Regions from separate parts of the Mus musculus genome. Here all the other regions are linked to region 2. A link is a loop called in an ENCODE intact Hi-C map of the cell type or tissue named here. Cell type or tissue: left cerebral cortex. All regions are shown on one strand. Links, peaks and the distances in the headings refer to the core of each region. The heading gives the core; the rest is flanking DNA. Region 1 overlaps Gigyf2 (GRB10 interacting GYF protein 2). Region 2 holds the start of Atg16l1 (autophagy related 16-like 1 (S. cerevisiae)). Region 3 overlaps Eif4e2 (eukaryotic translation initiation factor 4E member 2). Region 4 holds the start of Snorc (secondary ossification center associated regulator of chondrocyte maturation).

What was found. Hi-C counts contacts between places; a loop is a spot of excess contacts. Peaks named below come from ENCODE experiments on the same cell type or tissue, not always from the same donor. Only the 100,000 strongest peaks of a DNase experiment are listed, where the experiment ranks them.
Region 1: it touches region 2 in a loop (6-fold over the local background); 18 of 42 quality-filtered maps call a loop at or near these places.
Region 3: a loop joins it to region 2, with 3 times the contacts of the local background. A loop is called at or near these places in 5 of 42 quality-filtered maps.
Region 4: it touches region 2 in a loop (2.6-fold over the local background); 3 of 42 quality-filtered maps call a loop at or near these places.

Annotation. Positions count from the first base shown.
Region 1 is chr1:87,444,555-87,452,421 of GRCm38, forward strand. Gigyf2 (GRB10 interacting GYF protein 2) reads left to right here. Exons shown (of 29, transcript NM_146112.4): 28 at 1,758-1,905; 29 at 4,524-6,256. The coding sequence ends at 4,591. Among named protein-coding and RNA genes, the nearest start is that of Snorc, 22 kb to the right of the region's middle. In left cerebral cortex, for the core only: a CTCF peak has its summit at 3,119 (motif pointing right); DNase peaks (open chromatin) are centred at 3,132 and 4,562.
Region 2 is chr1:87,750,850-87,758,197 of GRCm38, forward strand. It overlaps Atg16l1 (autophagy related 16-like 1 (S. cerevisiae)), which reads left to right and starts at 5,162. Exons shown (of 18, transcript NM_029846.4): 1 at 5,162-5,465. The coding sequence starts at 5,351. Gm33517 (predicted gene, 33517) reads right to left here and starts at 4,897. Exons shown (of 4, transcript NR_157047.1): 1 at 4,476-4,897. In left cerebral cortex, for the core only: CTCF peaks have their summits at 3,979 and 5,047; DNase peaks (open chromatin) are centred at 3,943, 4,722 and 5,109; H3K4me3 peaks cover 2,012 bases; H3K27ac peaks cover 1,226 bases.
Region 3 is chr1:87,214,704-87,222,570 of GRCm38, forward strand. Eif4e2 (eukaryotic translation initiation factor 4E member 2) reads left to right here. Exons shown (of 7, transcript NM_001039170.1): 2 at 4,878-4,992; 3 at 6,217-6,351. Among named protein-coding and RNA genes, the nearest start is that of Eif4e2, 4.7 kb to the left of the region's middle. In left cerebral cortex, for the core only: a CTCF peak has its summit at 3,489; a DNase peak (open chromatin) is centred at 3,441.
Region 4 is chr1:87,467,627-87,475,493 of GRCm38, forward strand. Snorc (secondary ossification center associated regulator of chondrocyte maturation) reads left to right here and starts at 2,575. Exons shown (of 3, transcript NM_028473.2): 1 at 2,575-2,785; 2 at 7,397-7,579; 3 at 7,703-7,856. The coding sequence starts at 2,713. The coding sequence ends at 7,812. In left cerebral cortex, for the core only: no CTCF peak of the experiment used is centred there; DNase peaks (open chromatin) are centred at 4,542, 5,107, 5,482 and 6,299; H3K27ac peaks cover 71 bases.

The DNA of each region.
Region 1 (7,867 bases), core at 937-5,936, 310 kb before region 2:
CATTGTTGACATTGTTGATTCCTTAATACTGATTCCCCACCCCCACAGTGCGGCTGTCATTCTCACTTGTACAGACTCCACTGCACATCTTCTCCCTTGGATGCAGCACAGTCTTTCTGGGCTCAGAAGTACTCCATAGCATCTAAGCCTTAGACTTGGAAGCCAAAACAGAGATGTGAAAGCATTGTACTAGATGACTGACAGAAAGAGACACATGCTTATAGGGTGTGACTGAAGTAGGAAGGTGGATACTCCCTTGCCCTTTGTCAGCTGAGAACACGTGCCTTGGGGGTTAAATATTGTTTTGCCTCTCTGAGCAAGTATGCTCATAATGGCAATAAAAAATAAACTTTAGTGACTTTACAAATGTGGGATCTTTAAGGGCTGGTAATATATGTTTTCTGAAAGACAAATTGGCAAGGTTCATGATTGGCAAGGCTAAAAATACTCATATCCTTGAACCTCATTATTCTATTAGACATGATAACAGTGTTGTAGATCCAAGATGTGGGAAAATACACTGTAGCACAAGGCATTTTAGATCTGTGTGAAGCAGACTTAGGGCTAAATTAAGAGGCAGTGTCAGGTCTCCAATACCAGAACACAGTAGAACAGATGTCTTGGGACATTGCGGGAGCATGAGGTATGAAGTAGTGCAGAAAACACTGCACCTGTGGGATGCTCTCCTGTGTGCCTATTTAGTCTACAGTGCTTTCTCTGCTCCTTCCGTGGCACTGCCCCTGATCTTTGAACTGGAATCTAAGAACAGCAAGAACAAAGGATTAGTGAGCTGTCTTATAGTTTAACCAGTTAGCCAGTGTGTGGGCAGTATTCAGGTAACAAATACATTCTGGGATTGCCTGTATAAGTAACATGGCTTTGGCCTTTAGTGTATGGCCAACTGGTTCTTTGACTTGTGTACTAGAGAACAACCATTTTTTGCTGTGAGTCAGATGTGTGTATTACCATAGTGTTGATAACTATATGCTGTGAATTGCATTTCTTTTGTTTGTTCCCTTGTTTTTGTTTGTTTGGTTTTTGGGGTTTTTTTTGTTGTTGTTTGGTTGTTTTGTTTTTTCCACAACAGGGTTTCTCTGTGTAACCCTGGCTGTCCTGGAACTTGCTCTGTAGACCAGGCTGGCCTTGAACTCACAGAGATTTACCTGCGTCTGCCTCCTGAGTGCTGGGATTAAAGGTGTGAGCCACTACTGCCCGACTATATTGCATTTCTTAATTGATGACATAGATAACTGTATCCGATGGAAAACTTAGGGCTTCTCTGATAGAGCTGAAGTGAAAGCCTGAAGGTCTAGGAGAGACTTTGTAGAGATAGCAGGCATCAAGTAGAGTGTTGAGAGTGAGGGCTGGTAGCTCAGTGGCCCACACTTACTGCTGGGACTGGGGTAGGGTTTTTTGTTTTGTTTTTTTTTTAGATTTATTTTTAAAATAGTTTAAAATTGTTTTAAATTGTATGTTGTGGGTCAGTGAGTATATACACATGAGTACCCACATGATCAAACATGCGATACCCCTGAAGCTGCAGTTACAGGCAGTTATAAACTGCCTAACAGGGAAGCAGACTCCGGTCCTCTGCAAGAATAGTATGCACCCTTAACCACTGAGCCATCTCCTCAGCCAGAGGATTTTTGTTAACAGACTCAAACTTGACAAGGCAAAGGCAAGCCAGCCATTTTCTTAGAGCAGTCCATATCCACGTGCACTGCATAATTGTAGTTGTGTTGTGTCTTGTTTCATAGGACTCTGTCTGGGGGATGAACCATAGTACACTCCATTCGGTATTTCAGACCAATCAAAGCAACAACCAACAATCAAATTTTGAGGCTGTGCAAAGTGGCAAGAAGAAGAAAAAGCAGAAGATGGTTCGAGCAGATCCCAGTTTATTAGGTAAGACTAGGCCTGGACTCTCAGGTGGGGTGAGAGGAAGGTTTTGGGTGCTGACAGTAACCAGATACATCGCTGCAGTCTTCATGTAAAGATTCATTTTACTATCTGGTTTTAAGAATAGGCAATATTTCCTGGGTGTGTAAGTGTAGGAGATTTGCCCATGTGCTAGTATAGACAAACTAGCAGTATGATTCTGGTCCTTCAAACTTTAAAGCCTTACTTAGAATTTCATGCAAAAATAACGAAAGTGGACAACAACAGTAGAGCTAGTTGAGAAGTTCAGGTGCTTATTTCTGCTGGAAGCAGATGTTCAACTAAGCAGTGCTTGTTACGTCCACTTTCTGTAGGTCCTGGGCAACTGCACTGCCAGGACACCCACTTGTCTTGGCCAGTGAGCTGCAGGCCTTCTCCACTCTTCTGTGGTAGATGCCTCCATATCTAGTACTGAGAGCTGTTGTCCTCATATGCAGCAGCTTCCTAAAAAAAGCAGATGCCTAAATTAGGGCTTTAAATGACTCCAGGGATGGTAGGGAACAGTATTTCATAAGTAATGAATGTAAGTTGCTTTGTATCTTAAATTGGCCCAACAAACCCATAAATAAATAAATAAATAAATAAATAAATAAATAAATAAATAAATAAATAAATAAATAGTGATAAATGAAATCCTTCACTGCTTTTGAACATGAAGTTAATGGAAACTTGGCTGTCATAGTCGATTTTCTTCTTCTCTGGAGTGTTAATATTAAACATGGGTCAGAAACTATAAAATTCAGACAGAGCTGAGCAGATTTCTAACTACTTGCAGCTGAGAAGCCCTTGTGATGTAGCTTACAGGTGTGAGAGGCTGCTCCACGGATGTTTGTCCTTGCAGTGTGGTCTTGGTCTTCTGCCAGAGACCCCAGCAGGGATGTCAGCATCTCTCAGGACATGGGAGGTGGGTCAGTTCTCTCAGGCTTGGAAGGGCAGTCAGCGCAGGAGCAGAGCTTCCCACTGAAGCCAAGTCACTGCCTACTTACCCCTCTTTCTGGAAATGCCTCTGAAAGTTTTTAATTTTCTTTCAGTTTTTCTGCTTATTCATTTTCATATATTACTTTCCAATGGGTGTATTCCCTGCAAATTTATAGGTTGAGAATTTTTTTCCATGCACATACTGGAAAAATAGGTTCCAATTTGATCTAAAGTGACCACAGAGAGCAGACTGCAAAGGAACCAGCAGAGGGCGCCCCAGCCTCACTTCACTTCTAGGCGCCCTTCACTCTTCTCTGGTCATACTGATTGTAAGGGTTCCCAGGGGGCCCGTGTAAACCATTTGGGGGTGATAAAATATATAGCTTCCTCTCAGTCAGACTCCCCTTTGTAGAAACACAAAGACATTGTCATAATCCTAAAAGGAAGCATGAAGGTGAGTGTTGTAGACCTAGTAGAAAGTGGTCTGTGGAGCAGCAGAGTGAGGAAATCCCCTTTTGTGATGCCCTGCCTTTCATGGCACTCACAGGCTGTTGCTTTTTGAAGTTGGAAGGCTAAGTTTATGCCTGACTGAGCTCCTAAATCAGTTAAGTCAGAGCATGTCTGCTAAAAAGCCTCACCTTGTAATCAGCACATTAAAACATCAAATAATCTTTATTTCTCAATAGCTTTCTCTTTTCCTATCTTGATTAATATTAGTTGATTTTTAAATTACATTTCTTCTGTGCTATGCAACTTGTTGTTTCTATCTCACTTAATTTGTTTTTGAACTGAAATCAAACCTGCTTCAGAATAATAAAGGCAATAGCTCATTTCATAGACTGCTGGGCTTTAGGTTTTTAGACTTACCAAGTAAAACCATCACCTGACAGATACAAACACTAAGCCTTCAGTATTTCCAAGGGAAAAACGGGTTCTCAGGTGGGTTGTGGGTGGAGTTTCTGGTTGGGCCTGTGTATGGAGTTTGGTGTACTCACTTCTCCGTGTGTGTGCCTTGTCACACAGCAGCTTTCTCCATAGCTTCTTAGTTAGTAAACAGGCTTCTTTATTTTTTTAAATCTTATTTTTGATCCTGTTAATTAAGCCATCTTATTATGCAAGACTTTATTTGTTATTAGAACATTTCAAATGCGTATTTATTTGAAAATTTAAACATTGAGGTACAAAATGAAGGTGTGAAAAACCCACCCAGTACCAGCAACCGCAGCAGAGTGGAGGGCGTTGACTGTTTGCTTTTGGCGTCCAAATAACAGCTGAAACAGTTGAGGATTCATCCAGGGCTGAGGAACTGGGGAGCTTTCTTGGAGCTGCTCCCTCTCAAGAGGCCCATCACTAAAATTCTAATCAACTTGTGGTTATGGATTTTATTGTAAAAGTCCCTTCATGTGACCAGTAGCGTTAGGTATTCTAATGTCACAGTGCTTGTGATTACTGTCGGTTATGCCTCTCCTAAGCTGATTCCATTCCAGTCTGACTGACCAGAGATCCTTTTCTGCATAGGTATGCTTGCATCTTTCTTCTTGTCTTTCTTCTGTACCCAGTTTAGTGTAAATCTTAAGCATAAGAGACTTAAATTCCAGCCAGCTGCTTGAAATTGAACCACTTGGCAGTCAGAACAGTCGCTCATAAACTTATTTTGTCTCTTGTAGGGTTTTCAGTCAACGCCTCGTCAGAGCGACTGAACATGGGTGAGATTGAGACTCTGGATGACTACTGAGTTCCTGCCGCTGTGCCAGCCTTCCCACTCCCGCCTAGTGACCATGGTTTCTCCTCATTGGACACAACATACGTTCACCATTTTCTCTGTCACTCTGCAACAAATCACAGAACCAATCATCTCAGGCTTTTTTTTTTCCTAGCCCTTTGTGTCCAAGATTACTTTAGATCACTGTTGGTGAGCATCTCAGACTGTACCTAGTGGACCAGCCCTTGTCTCAGGGTGGCAGTTGGGGCTGCTCCCCAGCAGAGCTAATGTTGCCAGCACACATTCACTGTGCGTTGATTTCATCTACTGTCTCCTGGAAGTGTGTTGGAATCTGCCAATAGCAGATCACTTTCTCTTATCACTTTTCTTGTTCTGTTTTGTTCTTTCTCCCCACCCCTCTATTCCACCCCATACCGGCAAAGGGCCTTAACTGGTGCAGTCATGAAGAGAGTTAATGGTTAATAGACATTGGCCAGCAACAAATCACCCCCTGGACAGTAACTTCTCTATTGCCACAGGCAGGCATAACTCTGTCTGTAGGTTGCATGACCATTGTTAACGTGGGGATTGCATCAGAGGCCTGAGAGGGGTGTAGATTGGCTTGTTTGATGTTGCACACCCTCGCTGTTCTTTCTGAAGAAAGGATGCGTGTGTTCTTCATTAGATAGTAACTTTCTAAGCAAGCTGTGTTCTCCCTAACATATTCCAACGTTACTACTGGACAAAAGAAACCCTATGGCCTGGGACAGGGACTTAATTTTCCTTTCATATAAAAACTGATCTCCCCTCCTCCCATAAATATTTTTACTTCAAGGACTAGGACCAGTTTGTTTTGGGCCCTTATGTGAAAATTTGTCTCGTTTAAGAGGCATCTTTACCATATGTATGAATTTGTGTAATTTCAACTCGGATAGGGATAAACTTTTGCTTCTGATAAAAGCTGGGAATTTCATCTGTTCCTCAGAGCACCGTGTGCATGTTTTGCCATGGCCCTGAAAAGGTCTTGTGAAAAGATTCTGGGATGGCAAGTTGTTTGCCTTTTCTGAAAAGAGAACATACAAAGCCTGACCATCTTTAAGACCTTCATCCGTGGAAACCACTATGCAGGAGGATGCAATGGGGTATGGGGATGGCAGGCACAGGAGTGGGAGGCCTGCTCCATAGCAAGGCCAAGTGTACTCAAGCTCTGTACAGACAGACTCTGACTGCTTCTGCTCCTCGCCTAGTGAACATCACCTGGGATAGTCGAACACCTCGGCGGCAGCTGTGGGTCAGCTGGGCCTGTGCAAGAGGTGCTGTGGTGGGCAGCTCGGCATCTGTGCCTGGACAAGGCTGGAGTTGCTCTCAGAGCAGTTTGGTATTGGAAGATTATATTTGGTTTCTATTTTTATTATTTTGCATCACCATTCTCCCTATCCTTTCTTGCCTCTCTCCCTCCTAAATGTGTACAATAACTATACAGAGACTGCTACAAACTTGTAAATAGTTTTTGGATCAAATAGCATAAGGAGATAGGAACCATTAAAATGTGAGACTCCTCTCCTTTGCTTTGTAAATTCAAAAGGGGGGGTGGGGAAGAGGGATAGTTAAAATGTTTACAAAACTTTAAGCTCCCTCGGAACTTTTGCCAGTGTGGAGGAAAATAAAAAAAAATTAAATAAAATGTGTTGTGGTCTCTCTGAGTGTCTTGTACTCGCCTCTCTTGAGGCTGAGCTTGGCATGAAACTCTCCCTCTTGATGGCATGGAGCAGCCGTGGCACCACAGGCTTTGGAGATGAGAAGCAGTTTGGGCCACTCTGGGAGGAGCGGTGACTAGGCCTGTGTTTGGGAAGGTGGAGTCCGGCTGAAGGTTGGGAAGCCTTCCTGCACGGCTACGGCCAGTGTGCTGAGCTGGAGACTGGAGACTGCCTTTGAACCACAGATCCTCAGAATGTCCTTCCCTGAACTTGCCCAGCTCTTCTCTCAAACTCTCTCTGTTCCAGCAAGATAAAAATAAATGTAAAAACAAGCTGGGGTAGAGTGGACATATTAGGAGAACAGAGCCATCTTAGTCATGGAGTGTGCCCTTTGTTTAACCAAGAGCCTTTTTCTTTTTTCCCCACTTACTTCCCAGTTAGTGAACTTTTTTTTTCTGGGAACATTTCTCATCTCTTGATTACGCATTTTCATACTCCTTTTCAGTTGTTTCCTTCATTATTTCCTGCAGGGGTTCTTTTGTGGAGGGGCTGTCAAGGAGTTGCTGGGGATAGTACTCTGGGCATGGCACATGCTAAGCTTACATTCTGCTACTGGGTATTCTAGAGGATTGGGTCAGAACCCTTGCACATAACAAAATCTTAACTGTCTAATTCAAAGAGGTGTACTTTTTTGCATATAATCTACATCTTCCAGTATACTTTAAAATCACCTGTAGATTATTTGAAATGCCCCAGTTTGTGTAAATGTTATGTAAGAAAATAATGACTTGAAAACTATGTTCAGTACTGCTGTGATTTCCCCAGGATATTTTGCATCCTAGGTTTAACTTGGCATTGTAGAACCTTTGGGTGCTGAGAACCAACAGTTTGTGTTTTGTGTACTGGGTTTTAGAGTTTTGTTTGTTTGTTTTAAAGCAAACCAGCTTGATAGAGACTGTTTCCAAAATAGCTTCTGTTCTGGTCACTGTTGCTCTATAGAAAAATTTCAACAAATTGTTGCAGGGACTTTGTTATATTGGTAATTTTTTTTTTGGTTGTGAGTTAAGGAAGGGATTATCCTGTAGTCTTATGAGTCAACTGTCAAGTGGAACTGCTTGCCTTCTGAAAGTTTAGTGAGATGGATTTTTCAGGACTGCCTCTCAAGTAAGGGACATCTCGTGGTGGTAGGCTAGAACTCAGCTGATGTTTGCAGGAGCTGTTAAGGTTGGCTTCACTGGGGGCGGGGAGTTGGGGGGGAGAATGGGCTTGGCAGGTGATGGTGGGTCCCCTTCCCTTAGGTTCCTTGCTGTGATACTGGATTTGATTCCATGGTAGGAGTATGACTACTGTCCTGCTAACCTTCCTGGAAAGAGTGGCAATGACATGTTGCCAAAGAGTGTTCAGGGAAGGACCAGCAGAAAGTGAGTTCCTGTCTCCGTCAAGGACTGCTTTCCTGTTGAGAGGAAGAGTTGTGCTTTAAATCTCAGGATAATGATACTTACTTTTTTTTAATTCTTAAAACTGATATATTTGTAGAGGTCTGATACTTTGGTCCTCAGGCCTTGGCAACAGACACCTCAGCTAAGATATCTTGCCACCCCCAAAATTTTTA
Region 2 (7,348 bases), core at 2,349-7,348:
CCCAGATCTAAGTAGGCTTCTTCAGGCAAGTACTTAACACAGAAGATCTATGGTATATGCTGGTTTTTCTATGAGCAACTGACAGAATCTACAATAATTTAACCAATCTCTTCAAGTTGGAAAAAACATCTCTAACTTGACACTATTAGAAGCAACGCTATGACAAACATTTTTGCATATGGTTATGCATCAAAATATTATTTGACATAACTTCAAGTGGTTGCTAGCTGAGCAAATTAGCAAACATACCAATTATGTTTTAATTATATGCCTGTCAGAAAATTCTCATGATTAGTTGACAAGATTTGGTGCCATGTTGAAGATAACTCTCAGGACCTGCTTCCTCATTTACTTCCCTGCAGGAGGAAATAACTTACATGTGATTCCCAGGGTTCCCTTTAATGCCTCCAGAGAAACTATTGGGGTATCCTTACTACAGGTCTAGAACCTGTTCTCCATGTTTGTTCTGTTCCAACGATTTCTTAACTGTCTATGAAGGATCTTCTTTTTTGTTATTCTTTGATTCTTTTTTATAGTTCAGTCTTTATCCCCCTCCTGGTCTACCCTCTGACTATTCCTCATCCCATACCTTCCCCCCCCCCGTGTCTCCAACAGAATGTCTCCACTCCACCCCCCACCAGATCTCCCTACTCCCTGAGGCCTCAAGTCTCTTGAGGGTTAGATGCATATGAAGGATCTTTTTACTAGAAGACTCTGACATTCCATTCCCCTTTTGTGAATCCTACATTGTGTGGCTCCATATCTTTTTAATCAAATTTTATTTACTGTTTGTACACATGCACCTGTGTTGTGTCTATGTGTGTACATGAGTGCCCCAGTGTGTATGTATGTGTGAAGGTCAGAGGAAAACTGGCAGGAGTCCATTATTTCTAGTGTATGTGCCCTAGGTCTTGAACTCGGGTCACCAAGCTTGGCAACAATTACCCTTACCTGCTGAGCCATTTCATTGGTCCTTGTTACAATCTTACTAACCTGCTAAAAGCAACATATTCACTAGACTGTTAAAGGGAATGATGTTCAGACAATTCTGAACCAATTTTTCTGTTCAAGTGAGCTTGTCAAACAAAGCCATCTGTCTTAGTCAGGGTTTCTATTCCTGCACAAAACATCATGACCAAAAATCAAGTTGGGGAGGAAAGGGTCCATTCAGCTTATACTTCCACATTGCTGTTTATCACAAAAAAGTCAGAACAGGAACTCACACAGGGTAGAAACTTGGAGACAGGAGTGGATGCAGAAGTCATGGAGGAATGCTGCTTACGGGCTTGCTTCCCCTGGTTTGCTCAGCTTGCTTTCTTATAGAACCCAAGACTACTTGTCCAGGGATGGTCTGGGCCCTCCACACTTGATCACTAATTGAGAAAATGCCTTACAGCTGGATCTCATGGACGTATTTCCTCAAGGGAGGCTCCTTTCTCTGTGATAACTCCAGCTTGTGTCAGGTTGACACATAAACCCGGACAGTACACCATCTTTCTAAGGGTCTGTGTGTCATCAGTTTCTCCCTTCTAACTTCTACTAGTATTGGATTGCCTTCTGAGGCTCCTAGGAGTATAATGAAGGACAGAATCTCTGATTCATTGTTCACAGCTTTTATTAGCTCTATTTTCATCCATCTCCTTCTCGTGGTGGTGGTGGTAGTGAGGCATTTCTAAGGTCAGTGGTTCTGAGCACAGAGGCACATGACTATAGATAGTCTCAGCTACTCCAGAGGGCAGATATAAGAACATCTGGTAGAATGCAACTTGTGGAGAGAATCTGAAAGCAGGGGGTTCTAGGAGACAGCTTAATTCCCTGCTCCTAACTTTGTACAGCTTGAGAAGCAATTGTGAAACCATGGCCCAACATTCACAGCAAAACGTCAACTTTCTTAACAGAGATCCATGCGATCATTTCCGGGAGCATGAAAGGTCACCAAAAAGGAGCCAGAGATGAAACAGATGTCTTAGGTTTTTGGTGGTTGGTTTTTTTGAGACAGGTTCTGGCTATCACAGAACTCACCATGTAGACCAGGCTTGCCTCAAATCATGAGAGACCCACCTGTCTCTGCCTCCCCAGTGAGCCATCCAGCCCAGCTTTCAGTCTGTTAATCAAGAAAACAATGCACAGGCTCGCCTTCAGGCCAATCTTATGGAGACAGTTTCTTAGAGGAGGTTCCCTCTTCCCAGACTGCGTCAGGTTAAAAGAAAATAAACAACAAACAGAACACAAAACTAGTACAGCATCAGGAAAGCTACCAGACATCTCTCCTAGATAATACTGTAATATCCGAAATGAATTCAAGACCACCTAGTACCTTCCCCCTCTGAAAAGGACTTTCCAAACTATACAAGCAGGCCAAGTGCAGAGCCAGGCTAAACAAATGTAAAAACATAGTTTTAGCAGTCAAAATTACTAACTTTGCTACTGCTAAAATAATATTAGCTGTTCTCAGAGAAATAACCATAACAAGATTAGCAATTCTCCTACTCTGCCCCACACTAAATTCTGACAAAGACCACAAACCACCCTGACCTTGTTGCGAGAATTTCCTTGATGTTAATAGCTGTGACGTTAATAGCTGATCCATAAGTTTAAAATGTACCATTACTTTGCTGACCAAATCATAATAACCCACCATGGGGGGGCAAGAAAAGTGAGGGACTAGGCCAAAGGGTTATTTAGTCACTACACAAACCAACCAATGCCTGAAAGAGTTACTTGCTACACCAATGAGAACCCTGTCGCTCAAATCTGCCCCTTACAAAGGTATAAAAAAGTGTGTTCTTTCTTTGTTCTGGGTCTCTCCTCTGGCCTGCGTGCTGAGAGGGAAGTCCCCAACATGTTGGATCAATAAAAATCCTCATGCGTTTTGCAGTGATGGCGGCGGTCTCTGTGGTCCTTGTAAGAGTCTTTTGATAAACTACAACAACAATAATAATGATAATAATAGGGATAATAATATATACAAAGAGCTCAAGAAGCTGGACTCCAGAAATTCAAATAACCCCATTAAAAATGGGGTACAGAGTTAAAGAATTCTCACCTGAGGAATACCGAATGGCTGAGAAGCACCTGAAAAAAAGTTCAACATCCTTAATCATCAGGGAAATGCAAATCAAAACATCCCTGAGATTCCACCTCACACCAGTCAGAATGGCTAAGATCAAAAATTCAGGTGACAGCAGATGCTGGGGAGGATGTGAAGAAAGAGGAACATTCCTCCATTGCTGGTGGGATTGCAAGCTTGTACAACCACTCTGGAAGTCAGTCTGGCGGTTCCTCAGAAAATTGGACATAATACTACCAGAAGATCCAGCAATACCTCTCCTGGGCATATACCCAGAAGATGTTCCAACTGGTAATAAGAACACATGCTCCACTATGTTCATAGCAGCCTTATTTATAATAGCCAGAAGCTGGAAAGAACCCAGATGTCCCTCAACAGAGGAATGTATACAGAAAATGTGATAATTTACACAATGGAGTACTACTCAGCTATTAAAAACAATGAATTTATGAAATTCTTGGATAAATGGATGTATCTGGAGGATATCATCCTGAGTGAAGTAACCCAATCACTATAGAACACACATGATATGCACTCACTGATAAGGGGATATTAGCCCAGAAACTTAGAATACCCAAGATACAATTTGCAAAACACAAGAAAATCAAGAAGAGGGAAGACCAACAGGTGGATACTTCATTCCTCCTTAAAATAGGGAACAAAATATCCATGAAAGGAGTTACAGAGACAAAGTTTGGAGCTAAAAGGATGGACTATCCAGAGACTACCCCACCTGGGGATCCATCCCATAATCAGCCACCAAACTCAGACACTATTGCACACACTAGCAAGATTTTGCTGAAGGGACCTTGGTATAACTGTCTTCCTGGCAAATACAGAAGTGGATGCTCACAGTCATCTATAAGATGGATCACAGGGCCCCCAGTGGAGAAGCTAGAGAGAGCATACAAGGAGCTGAAGGGGTTTGCAACCCTATAGGTGGAACAACAATATGAACTAACCAGTACCCCCAGAGTTTGTATCTCTAGCTGCATATGTAGCAGAAGATGGCCTAGTCGGCCATCACTGGGAAGAGAGGCCCCTTGGTATTGCAAACTTTATTTGCCCCAATTCAGGGGAATGCCAGGGCCAAGAAGTGGGAGTGGGTGGGTATGGGAGCAGGGCGGGGGGAGGGTATAGGGAACTTTCCGGATAGCATTTGAAATGTATATAAAGAAAAATTGTGAATCTCAAAAAAAAAAAAAAAGTGATAATAATACTACCCAAGGCTCCACGGCGAGTGTGTGTGTGTGAGTATGTGTGTGTATGAGTTTACAGTCTGCATTCCTCCAGCCTCAACCTGTGGGCTTTTCTGGAAAACCAGAAGTACCCTAAAAGGTTGAACCAATCTTCCTTGTTTTGAGAGAGAAATGGGTGGCCTTACTCCATGAATTATGCTACTCACCTCCTTTTCATTAAGAAAAAAAAATAAATCCCCAACAAAGATATCTTTTAAAAAAAAATCCACTCCTCTCTTTGGCGTGTTTACTTTGCTAAATTTCTCTTTAAACTGTGTCTCTCAATTGATTCATATCCTTTGAGAGCGTAGTAACCAAAAGACCAAAAAGATGGTTTGAGTCTAGGTGTTTGAGATCAGCCTTGAAGGCACACACAGGCATGAGCTAAAATTCAGTTTGCGTAGGTCTTGGAGGGACGCAGTTGTCTATGTGAAGACAGTTTTGCCATGCAGCAGAGAGAAATTACATTTCACGGCTTTTCACCTTCCGGTTAAATACCATTACTACCCCCATTTTACAGGTTAGGCACCTAATACTTAGGGAGGTTGTCACTCAACGACAATCATTCACTATACACAGGGGAGCTCCCACTTCTGAGCTGAAATTAAAAAAAAAAAAAAAAAAAAAAAAAAAAAGATGCACACACAATGTAAAAGGAGGAAGGAAACAGACACCCCCGGACAAAACCACCCCATTTCCTGTCTTCTTCCGCGAAGCCAGGGTGCCTCCCAGCGGCTGCCTCTCATCACCGACGCTTCCGGCTTCAAGGTTGCGTCATTTGAGAGCGTCCCGCGAAGTCTCGGCCGGGAGCTTGCGCGCGGCCTAGGACGTCGGGCTACGAGGCGGGCCTTCCGGCCTTCTCCAGAATAATTTCCGGCAGAGACCGGAAAATCTTCCCGGATCGCCTCCGGGTGCCCTGTGTGGGAAGGTGAGGTTCCGGCGGCCGGCTTCTGTTCGCTGGCGGCTGGCAGCACGCTGCAGCCTGCAGCCCCCCAGTGTCGGCACGGATCGGCCGCCCTGAGGCGCCGGGGCAGCGTTCGGCATGTCGTCGGGCCTGCGCGCCGCAGACTTTCCCCGCTGGAAGCGTCACATCGCGGAGGAACTGAGGCGCCGGGACCGACTGCAGAGGCAGGCGTTCGAGGAGATCATTCTGCAGTGTGAGCGGCACGCGCGGGCCCGGGGCGGGGAGTGGAACGCGCCGTGGCAGCGAGAACCCCGGCTCCGCCCGCGCGCATGGCGGCCTCGTCGGGGACCTGGCGTCCCGCACGTCTCGAGCCCTTTCGTTGCTTACCTTCCTTCTTTGGCTTAAACCTTAGGCGCGATCATGGAGGGTTCCCCTTTTCCAGGTTCTTTCCACAGACATCGTTTGCAGTTGTAAATCTCGATAACCCAGGCGGCGCCGATGCACTTAGGTAGTCAGGCTCCAAAAACGTCGTGTTTAAGGAATCGAGTTCAAGACAGAGATTGACTTTACGCATTAACTCGAGAGATGGACGTTCTCTTCGGAATGCTGTGGAACTAGTGGTTTTTGACTTCTCAGGCCTCTCCATATTGTTGGTACACATTTGAGTTTTAGGATTTGTCCACTGGGTCATTTGCTATTATTGAAAGCCTTAAGTGAGAAAAAAAGAGTGGTCTCTTCGCCGCTCTTTGCGAATTTTAAGGATCGAAAGTATCTTGTATTCTTAAGGCGGGTTCTCAACGATCATTTTCGTGCCTCGTGTTCCCAATTTAGCCAATCTGTTTCACATTTGAACGAATGCGTTGACACTCCTCGATCCTGAGGTTCCATCTGCTTCCTGAGATAGCCTGGGCATAGTCTTCCTAAGTTTTTGCGGGTAGTGGGATTTGAAATCGTAGTACTGCTATTTGCATTCTGATGGGGATAAATCAGTAGTTATTTACACGTTAGAATCATCTGGGGATGTACTTGACAATCAAAAACACTCCAGACTAATTAAGTCAGTATAAATGACAGAAGATAAAATAGTCCCATACTTTTTTTATGCTTCCTGAGTGGTTCGATTTGCACACACGTTTGAGCATTTTAAGTAATTGGCATGTATTGTTTCATGTTAAATTTTTATGAAGCACCAAGGCCAACGATGATGAAGTTGCAGTATGGGTTAATGTTGGGGCTGAGGTTAGACATTGGTTTTAAGACACTTGTGCATTTGCCTTTGTTGGCTCTCCTGAGGAATGGCTCTTTCTCAGCACTTAGCCCTTTAAAAGGAGAGCAGGAAAGGGACGCTGTCTCTGGTGTGTTGCTTCCTTGCACTCTGGGAGAGCAATGGCTATTAATGTAGCCCAGGAATCTGTTTACACGTTTTATGGGTTCCGTTCTTGTTTCTCTTTAAAAGATAATGTAGTTAAAATCTGACAGATTGGGTCAGAGATCTCACTAGGTCCTTACAGACATTTCTAGTTTGGTGCATCTTTAAAATGGGAGTGAAGATATGCCCTGCCTGCTTCATAAAAATAGAGTGTATATAAGGGCATTAAACAACATCTATAATAATCTTGGAGACAACTTGAGTCATTTTCGTTTTGTTTTGATTTTTTTTTTTAAATTTCAAAACTGGATAACCTATTGGTAGGAGAGTGTCAAACCATTGGAACAGTCAGAGATGGGAAATATTTTAAATAATGAAGATTCTTTCCAAGTTAATGAGGGATGAGCTGAGATGAATTTCAGGTGATCAGGTCCTTAAATAATACTATCTACTTAGAGCAGAGGAATCTGGGACATCTGTCAACAACCACAGAAGAAAGAAGTTTTCGGTGTTTATAGACTTTGGAGGGTGGGATCTTTGTACTTGCTAGGCTAGTGAAGGCACTAGATAGACTACAAAGCTGTAATTTAGGAAACTAATCCTACTGTTCACGCTATTTTAGGTTGTTACTAGTATTTGCCAGTTTAGGGAAGGTGCTGGATAGAACGTAAGGTCTGGCTGATCCTCAGTCAGTCACGGAATAGCTGTTTGAGAAGAGAACACAGCATGGGAGGCCAATGGAGCAGGTTGGGCAGACAACCTTTGCT
Region 3 (7,867 bases), core at 1,311-6,310, 540 kb before region 2:
GGGTGGGGGATGGGGGGGTGAGAACATTCCCCTCCTAACGATTAAATCTTTTAGCATTTAAAAGTAATTTTCGTTTTCATCTAGCCCCACTTAAGTTAGTGTTTCACAAGAATTGTATCCCTGGGTAGATTGCAGTGCTCCCTCCTCTCTATGGTTTGTAGTGATCAAATCTGGTTTATCATTCAAAGGCCTACATTTTTAGTTTTAAGCCCACCAGCTGTTTGACAGTACAAAAGTCCTCCAGTCTGAGCCATCGATCTCACCTCTGTAGTGGTTAGGACCGGAAGGACCACATCACGCTCTGCAATACTTAGAGGTACTGTGTAAAATGCTGAGCATGAGCTGTGAAGGGAAAGTGGACTCACTGATAGGTGGTGAAGCTGCAGGTTTTCAATACAGTGAGTTCAGAGGTGCAGACTCAGGAAGTACTGGGATGGGGATTCCAGTTGTACAGCCAGCTCTTCCTTAGGTTTTCATGGTGGCTGAGTGAGCTCTGCTTCTTGAGAAAAGACCTGATGTCTTCTCCACCTTGCTTATTAGCAGAGTCCAGCAGGATAGAGATCCATTGGTCTCCTGTCATAGGCCCTGCAATACCTAGCTTCATACCTGCAGCCCTTCCTCCCTTCTTCTCCTATTGGAACAAATCAAACTGCATCCTAAGAAGATAGTTTTTAGGTTGCCTGTCTTGAATAAGGATGGTTATGTTGGCCACTGTCGTCGTCACTGTTCTGTTGCTGTTGAAGAGATGCCATGACCAGGCAACTGTTTTTTTGTTGTTGTTGTTTTTGGGGGGTGGGGGTGGGGTCTGAGACAGGGTTTCTCTGTGTAGCCCTGGCTGTCCTGGAACTCACTCTGTAGACCAGGCTGGCCTTGAACTCAGAGAAATCCGCCTGCCTCTGCCTCCCGAGTGCTGGGATTAAAGGTGTGTGTCACCACTGCCCGGCCGGGCAACTCTTATGACAAGTTTTTTCTTTTTCTTTTTTACTTATTTATTTAACTAACAAGGCCACACACCTCCTAATCCTTCCTAGCAGTTCTGCTCCCTGGTGACTAAGCATTCAAATATATGAGCCTATGGTGGTCATTCTTAGTCTAGCCACTGCAGCCACCCAGAGGCATCCCTGTGGATTTGTTTCCTAACTTTTTAGGTTAGCATAGAAAGTAGCAGGTTCTATTAGGACACCTTCATACTCAGGCCATTACTTTGTTCTCCTTCTTCCCTGCCCCCACTGGACTCGCTGTGGTCCCTCTCTAGCTCGCTTTTTTTCTTCTAGCTGTCCCCCAAGTCCCTATTGCATGTATTATATTCCTCTCTATTTCCCACTAGCTTCTTCCTAATAACTCTGCAAAAGAGATCTTGGCATGTTTTCTGATAGTTAAGGAAAATGAGGCTTTTCAAGGTTAAGTAACTAGTGCAAGATAGCCTAAAGGGCCAGCTCAGGCTCACTCTTCTACTTTGTTCAAGTGTCTTTATCAACATTTGCTGGGTGGTTTAATTGTTTATAACTATGAGCTGTTGTAAAGAGTAGGGTCTTTTAATGCCCTCTTCCTCCTTCTTCTTCTTTTTTTCAATTATTTATTTTGTATATGAGACACTGTCACTGTCCTCAGACATACCAGAAGAGGCCATTAGATCTCATTACACATGGTTGTGAGCTACCATGTGATTGCTCACATTGAACTTAGGACTTGGAAGAGCGGTTAGTACTTTTAACTGTTGAGTTATCTCTTCAACCCCACCTGTCTTCTAACTTTGCAATAAAGGACAAAAATAAAAGCTTGCTTTTATTTGAAATTAGCAATTAAAATGGTACCCTTGTCCCTGGTTTTGGTTTTGTCATTTCAGATTTTCTTGTGAAAACCCTGCAGTTTGTAGAATGTTGCTCCTTATTTGGAGTCTGTACTCTTTATAACATCTCCCCAGAATTTTCCAGAATCATTCTCAAAGCGTAGTCTCCAGTGAGTGCAGTAGTATGATCTGATGGACACAGATTAAAGAGGCCCTCTAACCTCCTTTAATATGTGGGCTCTGCCTCTAAGTGTGACCAAAGCTGCTAATAGCTTTAAAGGGTGGTCATTAGACTCAACAAGTGGTAAGGTCTCATTGCCTTTCATGTTATTAACATGTGAAACTCTAAGATGCCCTCTCAAGAAGTACAGCCCCAACTGTGATAAACTTGGTTTTCAGGTCCTGGGTTTTGGAAGGCCAGCCTTGATTTGGTTCCTATTTTATATGGTTCTCTTTCTGTCATTAGCTTTTGGCCTATTTTTAAGTGTTTCTAAACTACCTAATTTGATGTTTGGAGATCCATCCCTTAAACATGTTTGTTTTATGTTCGTGTGTGTTGCTAGAGATAAGAGTGGAAAATTAAAGTTCCTCCCTGCACAGAATTTGCCTAGTTCGGACGGTGTTGGGAATTACCTGGACAGGAACTTGGAAAGCTAACCCAAGTGTCACTTAGTCTGAACATGAATTGGATAGGTTAGCCTGCAGAGTGCTGCTGCTTTAAGCCAGGAAGAACCGATTCTGAAAAGCAGGCCTGCCTTTGCTTAGGTCTCTGCTTATGTGCAGAGAGGAGATGAAAGCAGCCTAGGTATGGGGGCACACACTCTTAAAATCCCAGGTAGACGAAGCTCTGAGTTTAGTGCCTGCCTGGTATACATAGTGAGTTCCAGGACAGCCATGGCTACATAGAGAGACCTCTTTTCATAAGATGTGAGAGAAAGGGAAGGGGGGGGCAGGAGAGAGAAAGCAATGTTTATTGGTAGAGTCCTTGCCTTCTGTGAAGGAGGTGCTGGATTTTATTACCAGCACAGCCAAAACTAAAATAAAGGTCAGGGCGTAAAAAGACAAAATGAAGTCCATTGAGGTTCCTATTTGCTGGCTTAGAAAGGAGTCTGAGATGGCTTCAAAATGATAATAGCATTGTTTCTTCTCTGCCTTAACTGTTTTTGTTTTCTTTTTGTTTCCTAGTAGTGTCTAAAAGAAAACCACTAGAAAAGAAAGGAATAGAACACTTTTCTTGGGCTGGCAAAAATGAGAAGTCCTAGGTGACTGTCCTTCTTCAACCAAACTCTAGTAAAGTGACTTTAGAGGCTGTAGTAGGAATTAGGAGCTGAAGAGAAAACAAAAGGGCTTGTGTCCCTAGATGAGACTGAAGCAGTAGAAAAATCCATGAGATATTCTTGTTCAAATGAATGGACACAGCAGGGTGGAAGGGGTTCATTGGGAACAGGCAGGGAATGTTTGTAGACATGCTAACAGAATGGCCCTTTGCACCTAGTTGAGCCTTTGTATACCTTATCTCTCCTCAGTTCTTGGAGGACAGGTACTCTGGTACCCGGTGAGCTGCTTGGTAAATGTTGGTAATTTTTAATCCATGGGTCTTGTGTCCAAGGCAGGCTCGACTTGAAAAGGAAACCAAGCAAAACAAGTTTAACCAAGGGAAAGGAAGTTTACTAAGCACTGGTGATACCTCTGAGCAGCAGACAGATGGCAGTGTCCAGCTCTGCTTGCTCATCAGTTCCAACACCTTTCTCTTTCTGGATTGCCTATTCCTTTTGCTCCGAGTCTTGATTCTTTCATGGACCCTAAAGCTGGCCTAGCTTCTAAATTCTTGGTCTTTGCTCTCTTGGATGAAATCAATGTAGAGAGAGAATTCTTTATTTTGAAAAAAGGTTCTGAGGCCTAGGTTACTAGGCAGACCAGACTACCCTTTGCTCCTATGCCTTACCTAGTTGGGTCTTGACCAGGGTGGGGATGGGGAGATCTGTATCACAGGGAATGGCTACATGAGTATCTCTTGCAGTATGGCTGCCTGTTAGGCAGAGCAGGTACCCCAACACATGACTTATTCATCCTATTATTTATAGGTGTATTTTATACATTAGGTATTAAAGATTCCAGTGTGTAGGTTCCCGTGGTTGAACTCAGTCTGCAAGCTTGGGCACAAGAGCCCTTACCCTCTGAGCAAGCTGAGCAGATTGAGCAAATGCACTTTTATCTTTGTGCACTAACATGCTTGTTTTTGTCTGCATCTGGTGGGTCATAGGTGGTTTCATGTTTGACTCTACTTATGAGACAACATATCCACGCCTCCTTTTGTTTTCATTTAGCCTTTATTCTGTGTCATCTTGTTTTGGGTGTCAGTGATACTGAGATGAAGTATGATATTGCTCTAAAGAAACCTCAATGTCTTGAAGAAGAAACAGGCAGGAAGGATTTGCACCTTGAGCTAGAAGCGAGGTGTTTGCCAGTGGGAAGAGTTGTTGGAGAGGAGACACAATTTCTAAATTTTTGTGAAAAGCACTTTGTGTTGTGTGCTACTCTAGAGGATAGGTAATTAGGAAGTTGGCAGTGGAGCATCTTAAGGTTGCAGGTTCAATAACAGACTCACACCTAGAAAGTGTAGAGGATGGATGGAGAAGAGAGACTGACATCAGACCTGCTTATAGACTGATGATGACCTATTTGACTGGAGAAGGATAATGGCCTAAGGTGTGGAGTGAGGACAGCTAGGAGAGAGATGGGAAGGAGCAGTATACAGATGGGCAAGTTTAACTTTCAGATGTCAGGGGAATTATTTGTCCAGAAATTCTCATTACGAGTTTGTCTTTGATAACAAAAAACATCTCTTTAACTGCTTTGTTATGCTGTTGGAAAACAGAAAGCTGTTCGCTAGAGTTCATGGGGTAGCTAGTTTAATAGTTTTTTTTAATAGTTTTTTATTTAATATTCCTGGTTTGCTTTTCCTTTTGCCTTTCAGATATGCCTCACAGGCCTGGGATTCAAGTGACTTGGGCTATGACCTTGTGGCTTTGTTAGGTAACTCAAATAGTTTAGTCATGGAATGACATTATTTTGCTTTCCTATGTAGCTTAAAAGATGATGACAGTGGAGACCATGATCAGAATGAAGAAAACAGCACACAGAAAGATGGTGAGAAGGAAAAAACAGACCGAGACAAGAGCCAGAGCAGTGGCAAGAGGAAGGTATGTTTGGGGTGATGATACAGGTGTAGTGAGCCTTGGTTATCTCATGGAGTCTCTCTATAGCAGATTCCCTCTTTTGGAATCTCTGATTGTTCTTAAAACAAGGTTGAGGGGGCTGGACAGACTTCTCATCCCTGTGCTCTTGTGCACACTCTCAAACCCATACACAAGAAGATCAGGGACTAGGATGTCACTCTGTGAGTGGTATATATAGTATAAGGCCTTGAGTTCAATCCCTAGCACTGAAGAAAGAGGAAAGGTATGGAGAGGGAGCAAGAGGGTAAAAAGGAGGAGGACATGGGTCACTGGGTGTGGTCAAAGCCTGGTAGAGATGTGTGGAAATGTCACAGTGAAATCCTTAGTATGCCAGTCTTTAGTAGTGGATGTTGGGGAGGTGGTACTGGAGTGGGCATATGTTGAGATAATGAATACCCATCGTGTTATGAGAAAGGCAGAAAGTTGTGTTACAGCAACTTAGAATCAGCTAACTAGCAAAGAGTATACTGTGTGAGCAGACTTCAGAAGGTTGCAAATAATTGAAATTATGGTATTATTTTCAGTTGTGAAGGTGATAAAGAAATACACTTTAAAAAAAAACAAAAACAAAAATCCACAGTCTGGTTGTGTAGCCCTGACTAGCCGGGAACTCAGTCTGATAATGAAGATGATCTCTGACAGTTTTCTGTCTCAGCCTCCCAGTACTAGGATAAAGATTGTGCCACCACATCTGGTAGGAGTGGCACTGTAAAATGTTTATTAGGAATCAGAGAAATGGCTCATCAGGCACAGGCCTGATGATTAAGTTCAATCCTCAGATCCCACAGTGAAAAGGGAAGAGCCAGCTCTCTGAATGTTCTCCTTTGAGCTACACACCATAGCATACATGCTCTCACATTCTGTCTGTCATACACATGCATGATAGTAATAAGCATAATTTTAAAAATCAAGGTGCTGAAGAAGTGACTTAGTAGTTAAGAGCATTGCTATTCTTCCAGAGGACCAGAGTTTGATCCTCTGCACCCATGCCAGATAGCTCACAAACCCTCCTCTGGCCTCTGCAAGCACCCATGTGCACGAATGCATGTGTGCATGTATACATACACAAATAAAGTATATAAATGTGAACATAATATAAACAATCCAATAAAATGGCCTCTCAGCATTGTGACAATGAAGTACAAGTTTGCTGTGACTGTGAGCTAATGTTCCTTCTGCACTTCCCAGGCTGTTGTCCCTGGACCAGCAGAGCATCCCCTGCAGTACAACTACACCTTTTGGTACTCGAGGAGAACCCCTGGCCGTCCCACCAGCTCGCAGAGCTATGAGCAGAACATCAAGCAGATTGGCACCTTTGCCTCTGTGAGTACTTAGTTGTTTGCTGAAACATCCCTTGGTCTGGTGCTCCTACCAGCATTTCTGTTGCTGTGTAGCTCCTTTCCTAGTAACCTACTAAACACTCTAGTTTCTTTACTTGGCTGAGCTGTTTCCCCAAGGTCATGTTTGTTCAGTCCTTAGGTCAGTTGTTAGACATCCATAGGTATGTGCAGGTAATTTATGTGTGGGAATGGTAGCTCTGATCAGAAAGGCATATACAAAAATTAAAAGGGGTTTGGTTTGAGGATTTTTATTTTTATTGTAGCAGATATTTATTGAATCTTTATATACAGAGAGTCATAAGAGAGACAGTTTCATTGTTTATATTATCTGTCCTCATAAAATTGGATTCTGATAAAATTATTTTTGTGGCTGCCATCAATACAGTTGTTCAGGCTCCTCACCCCAGCCCACCCTTACCTTCCCTCCTGTCTCTTTACTACATTTGTAAATGTGGAGACCCTGAGTGCAATTAACACCAGTATTGTCTTGTTGACCAAAGGTTTTCCTGCACCCCTATATGCGATAGACATGTTTAGTCTCTGTGCAGAATTGGTTTTCTGACAGTTTTTGCTGTGTAATACGAGGCTGGTCTGGATCTTGCCACAGTTCTGTCTTAAGTGCTGGGATTATAGATGTGAGCTAACACACAAGCCATCAGTTTTGGTTGTCTACTATGTGAGAATGTTAGACCAGTTTCCAAGTACAGTTGCATTGCAGCCTTTATGTTAGGAACAATTGGTTAAACATTAGGATCAGAGAAGGAGCTGGGAAAGGCATTTCAGGGTTCTGTTAAGTTACATCCCCCCCCCCCCCTTATAACATTAAGAGGTTTGCCATCAGCACTCTCAGTATTCAAAATAGAGCCTGAAGTCTGCTGTCATAATTCATGGCATTAGGAAATGGTCTGTAGTGGAAGCAGTTGGATCTCTTGAGTTCAAGGCTTCCAGGTATACAACTAGAGCTACTCAAGAAACCCTGTCTTGTTGAAAAACCTTAAAGGAAAAATAGAAAGAAGGAAGGAAGGGCCTGTGATACTAAATCCCTTCCGGAGAATAATGATAACGTGAGGCTCTTCAAATCCAAAGCTGTAGTTCCAGTGTTTTGTTTTTCAAAGTTTCTTTTCTTCTTTTCCCTCCCACTACACCCTCCCCTTCCTTACCTTTTTAGAAACACTCTCATTATGCTGGCCTAGAAGTCACTATTATAGACTAGGCTGGCCTTGAACTCACCAAGGTCTTCCTGCTTCCGCCACTATTATCTGGCCTAAAGGTTTATTTTTCACTTTTGTTTACATGTTTGGGTATATATGCATACGTGCTTGTGGGTATCTCAGAGACCAGAAGAGGATATTGGGTTCCCTAGAGCTGGAGTTAAGGTGGTTATGAGCCTTCTGCTGTGGGTGCTGGGAATCAAACTCCAGCCGTCTGGAAGCATAGCAAATGCTCCTGACCATTGAGTCATCTCCTCAGCCCCCTCAGATGGCTTTTTTTTGTTGTTG
Region 4 (7,867 bases), core at 1,625-6,624, 280 kb before region 2:
CAAGGTGAGCAGGGTGGCCTGGTTGTAATCCCAGACCTCGGGAGACAGAAAACATCCCCCGAAGCAAGCTGACTGAAATAGTTTGGTCAGCAAGCTTGGGGTTCAGAGAGATCCTGCCTCAGTAAATAATGTGGCGAGTGATTGAGGAAGATACCAGCTGAAGTCTCTGCCTTCCATAGGCATGTATACAAGGGCACGTGTGCCCACATACATGTGAACATGTATGTCTGGACAGATAGATCGATAGATAGATGATAGATAGATAGATAGATAGATAGATAGATAGATAGATAGATAGATAGATAGATAGATTTGTAGATAGATAGATAGATAGATAGATAGATAGATAGATAGATAGATAGATGTTCATCACATATACATTCAAAAAGAATTTTTAAAGTCTACTAAAGTAAGTGTCTGTGAGGACATGAAGCGCCATGAACCTCAAACTGTTTTCAGACAGTGCGAACCTGAACACTTGCCTGCACTTGGACCCAGAAGGTTCATTTCCAGACACATAGCCAAGAGACACTGGCATCCACAAGGGAGGATGTGCAAGAACATGGAAGCTATATTTGTAAGAACCCCAGTCTGGAAACATCCTGATTACTACGGATGCTCTGAGACACACTCTTAGGGCAGTATATGTCCCAGCACCAGAAGCAAAGATGCCCATCGGTGGGTGTGGGCTTGAGAGGAGCCATGCTGGCATGCCGAGCGTGGTTTTGGCTGATGGGGGCAGAGATTACACACATGTACATGGATACAAGAGTTCGCTGACCTGTACACAAAATTTCTGCACATTTTTTTTTTTTATGATTTGGATATGAAGTGTCATCCCAAAAGGCTCGTGTGTTGAAGGTATAGTCTCCAGCTGGTGGCACTATTGAGAAAAGATTGCATTATGTGTGTGGTAACTTCATTAGTGACTTAGCTGTTTCATCGATGGGTTCACAGCTGAAGGAAGCAGAACCTGGTTGGGAGTAGACCTCAGCATGCTTTTCAAAGTGTGTCTTGTCCCCAGCCAGGTGTGTCTCCCTGCCTTTCTTCCTCTGCTGTGAGAACCGCAGCCTCCCCTGTTCCCTGCCACCACTGTGATGCTCTGCCTCTCCGTAGGCTCAAGCAACAGGACAAGTTGACCAGGACCATAAAACCTGCAGCCATGAGCCAGAGTAAACTCTTTTAAAAAGTCATCTCTGGCACTTTGTCACAGCAACGAAAGGTTGATTCATGCACCTCGTGTGCATGCTTCTCTTCTGAAAATGAACACACAAGGGGGAGCGATATGAAAATTCATAAAAATGTAAGTGCTGTGAAGAACCTTAAAGTGACCCAACGACAGGACACAGGCTGACTGACCAAGCTCAGACCTGGAGAAACATGATGATGAGTGTAGCTACTACTTTCTAGGGAAGAAGATAGAGTGCAAAGGCCCTGGGGCAGGAGCCACGCTAGTATCCTGCAGGAGCCCTATTGTTGGGGCCAGCAGCTGGAACATAGGGAGAGAGCAGGAAAGCAGAGGGAAGACTGGCTAGGGAATTTGCCTTTTTGTTTGGAAAACTATGAAGTAGCAGAGCCTCAGGGGCTTAAGAGACTTGGGGAACTTGCAGGGTGAGCACACCTGTGTGTGTGTGTGTGTGTGTGTGTGTGTGTGTGTGTGTGTGTGCGCGCGTGTGTTGAAGTCCATCTGTGGGTGTAGGCAGAGGCTGAGGAGGCCAATGTGCTTGGTCAGACCTGTTGGGAAGGTAGTGAGCTGAACTCTGAGCCAAGCCCAGGCTTAAAGGTGAAACTGAGTCTCTGGATTAGTGGAGAGTGCCTACAAGAACAAGGGAGCCAGGGAGAAGGACTTGTGCATTGAGACCTTCCTGGAAGGGGCCTAGAGCGGCTGGCCAAGGGGCTTTAATAGAAAATGCCTCACAACCTTAGCTTTAGTAAGGGCCAGTGGAAGGGTCCTGAGCAGGGTCTCCCAGAGTCCTGAGCACAGTGGCTCAAGGCATTTGTTGTGCCTGGGTGAGGCTCCTGTCTTGGGAGGCTGGGAAAGTTTGTACTTTCACTAGTCCAGGAATATGTGTGTGTGTGTGTGTGTGTGTGTGTGAGAGAGAGAGAGAGAGAGAGAGAGAGAGAGAGAGAGACAGAGAGAGTGAGACAGAGAGACAGAGACAGAGAGACAGAGAAGAGAAAGAGGAGGGGAGCAGGGCAGAGACAGAGAGAGAGGAAAGGAACCCTCTCTCTCCCCTCCCCTCCCCTCCCCTCCCCTCCCCTTCTCTCCCTTTCTCTCCCCTTTTCTCTCCTCTCCTCTCCTCTCCTCTCCTCTCCTCTCCTCTCCTCTCCTCTCCTCTCCTCTCCTCTCCTCTCCTCTCCTCTCCTCTCCTCTCCTCTCCTCTCCTCTCCTCTCCTCTCCTCTCCTCTCCTCTCCAGGGTGGGGCTGTTTGGTAGTTCAGGACTGCAGGTCTGTCTGAGTGCGCTCTCTCTCTCTCTCTCTCTCTCTCTCTCTCTCTCTCTCTCTCTCTCTCTCTCTCTGTGTGTGTGTGTGTGTGTGTGTGTGTGTGTGTGTGCATGCGCGTGCATGTGTGAGGGGCGGGCACGGTGTCCCAGGAGGACAGAGTTTGCATTGATGAAAACCCTTCCCAGCTCTTTGAAGCCTCTTTCCCGCTGCCTGAGCCCAGCCGCCTAGTCCTCTGTGTCCCATAAGACTGCTCACTCCCTGCCAGGATGGCATCTTGTCTGGCCCTGCGCGTGGCGCTGCTGCTCATCTCTGGGGTCCTGGCCCCTGCGGTGCTCACAGGTAAGGGGCGCAGGCCCTCAGCTCTGCTGCTACCAACTTCTCAGGGCCAATAACTACCACTGGGACCAGATCCTCCAGTACCTATGGGGTACAAGCCCCTCACACAAGGTGGGATTCCCAGCTGTGGTGATTCTGGGAGACTCCCACAATGCTGGCTGGTAGAAACCGAGTAAGATGATGTATGTTAGCAGCAGGATGGGTGGCCATTGAAAAAGACTTGGGTATCAGGGTCTGGTACATTTGGCTGTCTGATGTTCTTGGGGTAATACTTTGCCGCTAGAACACCTGGAGACTTCTGGACCTGGGAGGCTGGAGGACTCATCAGACATAAGGCAAAGGGCTAAAGGCCAGAGACCCTCTGGGCAGAAAACCCAGAGACTCATGATTCCTTTAAATTCTGCAAACCCTTTCCTTCTGACTTACGACCTAGGTGCTGTCCCCATAGAGATAAATATTTCTTAGAGTCTTTTGCAGGATAGTGAGGAAACTGGACTGAGCCCTAGGTGGCCTCTCTGGGGTCTGAAAAAAACACTGCATGGCAGGCCTGCTCTGGGTCTGCTTCAGAGCAGGGACATAGGCACAGATAGGCTTTGATTATGAGAAAATAAATCTCGCGCAGTTGTTCAGTAGTCTGCAGAAAGGCCTCTGGGTTCCCTGGTTGTCTTACAACATTGCTGCCTGAACTTTAGGGGTGTCTGTGTGTCTACAAAGGAAAGAAGTCACCTCTGTGGTAGAAGCATAGCCTCGGAACTCGCGGCCACACCCCAGGATGGTGACGGTGGTCTGTGGGCCGTTCTACCTCCCCTCAACACCCCAGGAAATAGCTAAAGACCTGACTCTGCCCAGCCTGGCTCATACCTCTCTTGGCCATTTCCTAATCTGTAGAAGGTGGCACCCACTACGCTGCCTCCCTCATAGTGGGATGCTAAGGCCTCACCAGGGCTCAATGCAGGGCTCTGAGGATGGCCAAATGTCCAGTCAACACTCAGTGTTCAGAGTGTGAGCAGGGTTCAAAGCCCGAATGGATTTTGGGGAGAACCATCTCTTCTCATATGTTGGGACACACCCAGCTTCTGGAGTGGGAGCTGTGCTCGGTAATGTAGCCTGAAGTACCCCTGAGTTAGGACTTACAGTGGGAGGAGGCATTTTCTATTGCCTAGGACTTGGAGCTGAGACCCACACCGCTTCCTGCCACAGTGAGGCTGTTGCCTGGCAGGACCCTGCAGCTGGAGCCTTCCTAGTGGCTCCTGTCCAGGTTTCTGTTAGGTTTCTTCCAACCTAAGCCTCTAGCCAGAGCCCCGGTCAGATTATACATACACAACTCTAGTGGGTGGGCTTTCTGTTCCCACAGAAGCTTTGGGAATAGCCAAGACCTCGCCTGACCTCACCTCCCTCTTTTTCCACGACTTCCTTCTCCCCTAGGAACAGGCGGGCCCACAGCAGGCATGAGCATGCAAATCCCACCTTGGGTTTTGGGGTTCTGGCTATTCTGGGAGTGGGGAGATAGGAGGTTCTCAGAACTAGCCATGGACGCATAGGTCTGCACAGGTGTGTACGAGGTCTGTGGCCCTGTCTCTCCTGGGCTGCAGTCTCATAGCAGGAAAGAGGAGATGGGGTACTCCTGGGGTACTCCAGCCTGCCACCCTTCCCGCCTCAGCTGGTGGCCACAGCCACTGAGGTAGGGGAGCAGGCCAGGTTGAGTGGGCAGGAGGCCAGGGTGGGGATGAAAAGGCTCTTCATGTCTGCACAAAGGCCGTCTGTGAGCATGGGCGCCTGGCCTGGGGGCCTGTGGTCAGACCAACCGTTGAACAAACTTATTTACCAAAAGGCAGAGGAGCTTGGGGTGGTGGGGTTAAGGGGACAGCCTGGGGTATCCAAGCTTGTGACACTGACACCGTGTCACCTCTGCCAGAACAGAAACTCCTGTGACCTTGCTCACTGTCATGGTGTTTGAGTGTCCTTGTGGCCAAGGTGGACAGAACAGAAATCTCCTGCCGTGCCTGCCCTCTCCATCAACGCTTGCCTCTGCCCTCTACACTCTGCTCCCGGGGCCCCTGTACACACCTCCCAGGCCTCCTCCTCCCCACCCTCACCCCTCTCCTCCTGGCACACTGGCCTATAGTTCCTGGCTTCACCAGATGACTGGAAGGGAGCTGGCTTGCTGCTCTTTCTTAATGTTCTAAGTCTGGAGAACATGGCTTGCATAGGAAAAACAAGATAACGCCTTGGCTACGGCCCACAGGTGCACCCCTTCCTTGGTGGGTTGGGGCAAACTCAGTCCCTGGCCAGGAAGTAGGCACCACTTCGGCTGGCTGGCCCTGGCACTCAGAAGCCTTGGGCGGCCTCCCTGGTCAGACGCCTGGTACTGGAGGTGAGCTTTGGCCAGTAGAGGTGGGATAGGGAGGGGCCAGCCTGTTTGTCTATTTTGGGTGTGTCGTGAAGAGTCTCGGGACAGACAGGCAGTCTATGAAGCCCAGACCTCAAGGCCTGTTGAATGGCAGGCATACTTGCTTTTTTTTTTCCAGCCCTAGGAGCCTGACACTAGATTGCTTGAGACCTGAGGTCGTTCATTGTGGTTCTCAGACTATGAACACTGCCTCCTCTAAGCAGGTCACTGTGGCCTCACAGAGCACTCTCCACGCTTAGAGGGAGGCTGGCTGGGGCCACTCTATGAGAGGGAGGCTTCTGCAGTAGGAGGCAAAGGTCTTCGTGGGCCTTTTGCCAGTCTTTTCTGAAAAGGGGGTCTAGTTTTGGGACGCCCCGGGGCACATGATGGTAGTCCCTACCTACAAGCTGAGTCTCAAGTCCGGCCCAGGCTTGTGAGATGCTTTAGGCTAATGCCTAAAGGACCTGCCAAAATCCTAAGGGACCTGCCAAAATCCTAAGGGACCTGCCAAAATCCTAAGGGATCTACCAAAATCCTAAGGGATCTGCCAAAATTTTATGGTGCAAAGATTTCAATTTTACCAAAAAAAAAAAAAAAAAAGTTGTAAAATTATCTTCTGAACTCTGGCACAGATTTTACCTGGTCACCAGTCACCACTATTTGCCACATAGCTACCCAGGCCCAAATGCAGAAGCAAAATTGCCGACATCATTTGACCTCTGTTGTTGAGAACAAGGGCAGTCTCTTTCCCAACCAGAATGTGGCTTCAAACTGGGACAGTAACCCCAGCACTGTATTTACCTGCCTTACCCAGATTCTCTGATAGAACACAGGACCCCTCCCTGTCCTGGTCCAGAACAAACCCTCACACTTCTTTCTCCTTTCCAGACCTTGGCGTTTTTTGTTTGTTTGTTTGTTTTTGTTTTTGTTTTTTGAAGGGCTTAGTTATTTTGAGGTTGACCAGAGTCGGGCTTTGGCTGTGTCCTGTTTACCCTGGGAGATGGGGGGAAACCATGAACAGGAACACTCCAGTCTCATGGGTCTATCCTGGGCTATCCTTATTCTGAGCCTGTCCACAGAGGGACAGAGGCACCCAAAGATGGAGCCCTTAGCTCAAAGGAGTTCCAGGGACCTGCAAGTTGTGGAAGAGCTGGTAAGAGAGGTACAGCTTTACTGGAGGACACTGGGAAGACAGAGCCATCACTAGCCTGTCCAGGGCTTTGGACCACCATGGCTGTCTCCACTTAACCTGAACCTTGACTTTCTTTACTCTGATTAGGAATAAAATGATCCCTGTGCCGCAGGCAGCTAATTAATTAGATGATCGAATGATATCCATTGGGTCTCTGTATGGAACCTGCTTGGGGCTGAATGCCCCTGGCTTTCCTTCCCAGATGAAATCAAGCCTTGGTCAGGGGACCAGCTGAGATACCTGACAGACAGGCTAAGGGGACCTTAGAGCCTGATACCAGCCTGGTCTTGAACTTGTCATGGGGGAGACACTGGCCTAGTGGGTGGTGCTCTGGGCTTTACAGACTGGGCTTCTTATAGTGGTGTGTGTTTAGGGGGAGGGAAGGCTGAGGCAGTGGAAACATCAGGCCATGTGACTGGTATCCATCCTGTGTTTCCTATCTTTTTGCTTCACTCTGGGATCCCTGAGTACCCCAAACCATGCCGACTCCCAGCCCCAGAGGTAGAGGACTGTTGATGAAATGCAGCTCAGGGTGCTGAGACCGATGGAGTGTGGGAAGCCTGCCTTTGCTGGCCACCTCCCCTTCATCTGTCCCCCATTTCCTGCAAGCAGCAATATGCTGTCTTGGATTGAAGGGGCAGACGGGTAGGGGGGCTGCTAGAGGCCCAGGGTTGGCTTCTCCCAGCCTTCGTCTGAGAAGTGGTACCCTCAAAGGTCCTTGACTAGGCTTTTGCCCCAGGTGATAGCTGAGCTGTATCTGCCCTGGGGGACAGAGCAACCCCCACTTTTTGCAACTGTCCCTGGCTCTCTGCCCCCTATCAATCTGTCTTCTAATGGCTTCAATGCTCAACAGGTGTTTTGTGGGTCACATGTGAATGGTTTCCCAAACTTAGGAGAGAATTTCTGAGCCAGGTGCCTTACCTTGTGAAATGTGGGAGCTGGTGTAGGGCATCCCTTAGTTGATCTGGTGGAGAGAGTTGGCATCCCTGCCCACAGACTACCTGAGCTCCACTGTCTATTTTTGACTTTGCAGCAGAGGGTCCCCAGGAGCCCGATCCCACCCTGTGGAACGAGCCTATTGAATTGCCCTCTGGTGAAGGTCCCCTGGAGAGCACAAGCCACAACCAGGAATTTGCTGTCTCTGGCCCTCCGTTCCCCACCTCTGCTCCAGCACCAGAGGACAGCACCCCTCCTGCCAGGGTGGACCAGGATGGAGGTAGGACCTGGGCGGAGCAAGGAGAGGGGAGGGAGGAGGATGAGAGGTAAAGAAGGCATTGAAGGGCAGGCCTGGGCTGGATTTGGGAAGGGGAGGGGTAACATGGTCCTCTGTCCTCCATAGGATCGCTTGGACCAGGCGCCATTGCAGCCATCGTGATCGCTGCCCTGCTGGCTACCTGCGTGGTGCTGGCACTCGTGGTCGTCGCGCTAAGGAAGTTTTCCGCTTCTTGAAGCCAATAAAGGAGCCGCACAGGCCGGCCCGCGGCGACTCTGCATCTTGTGCTCT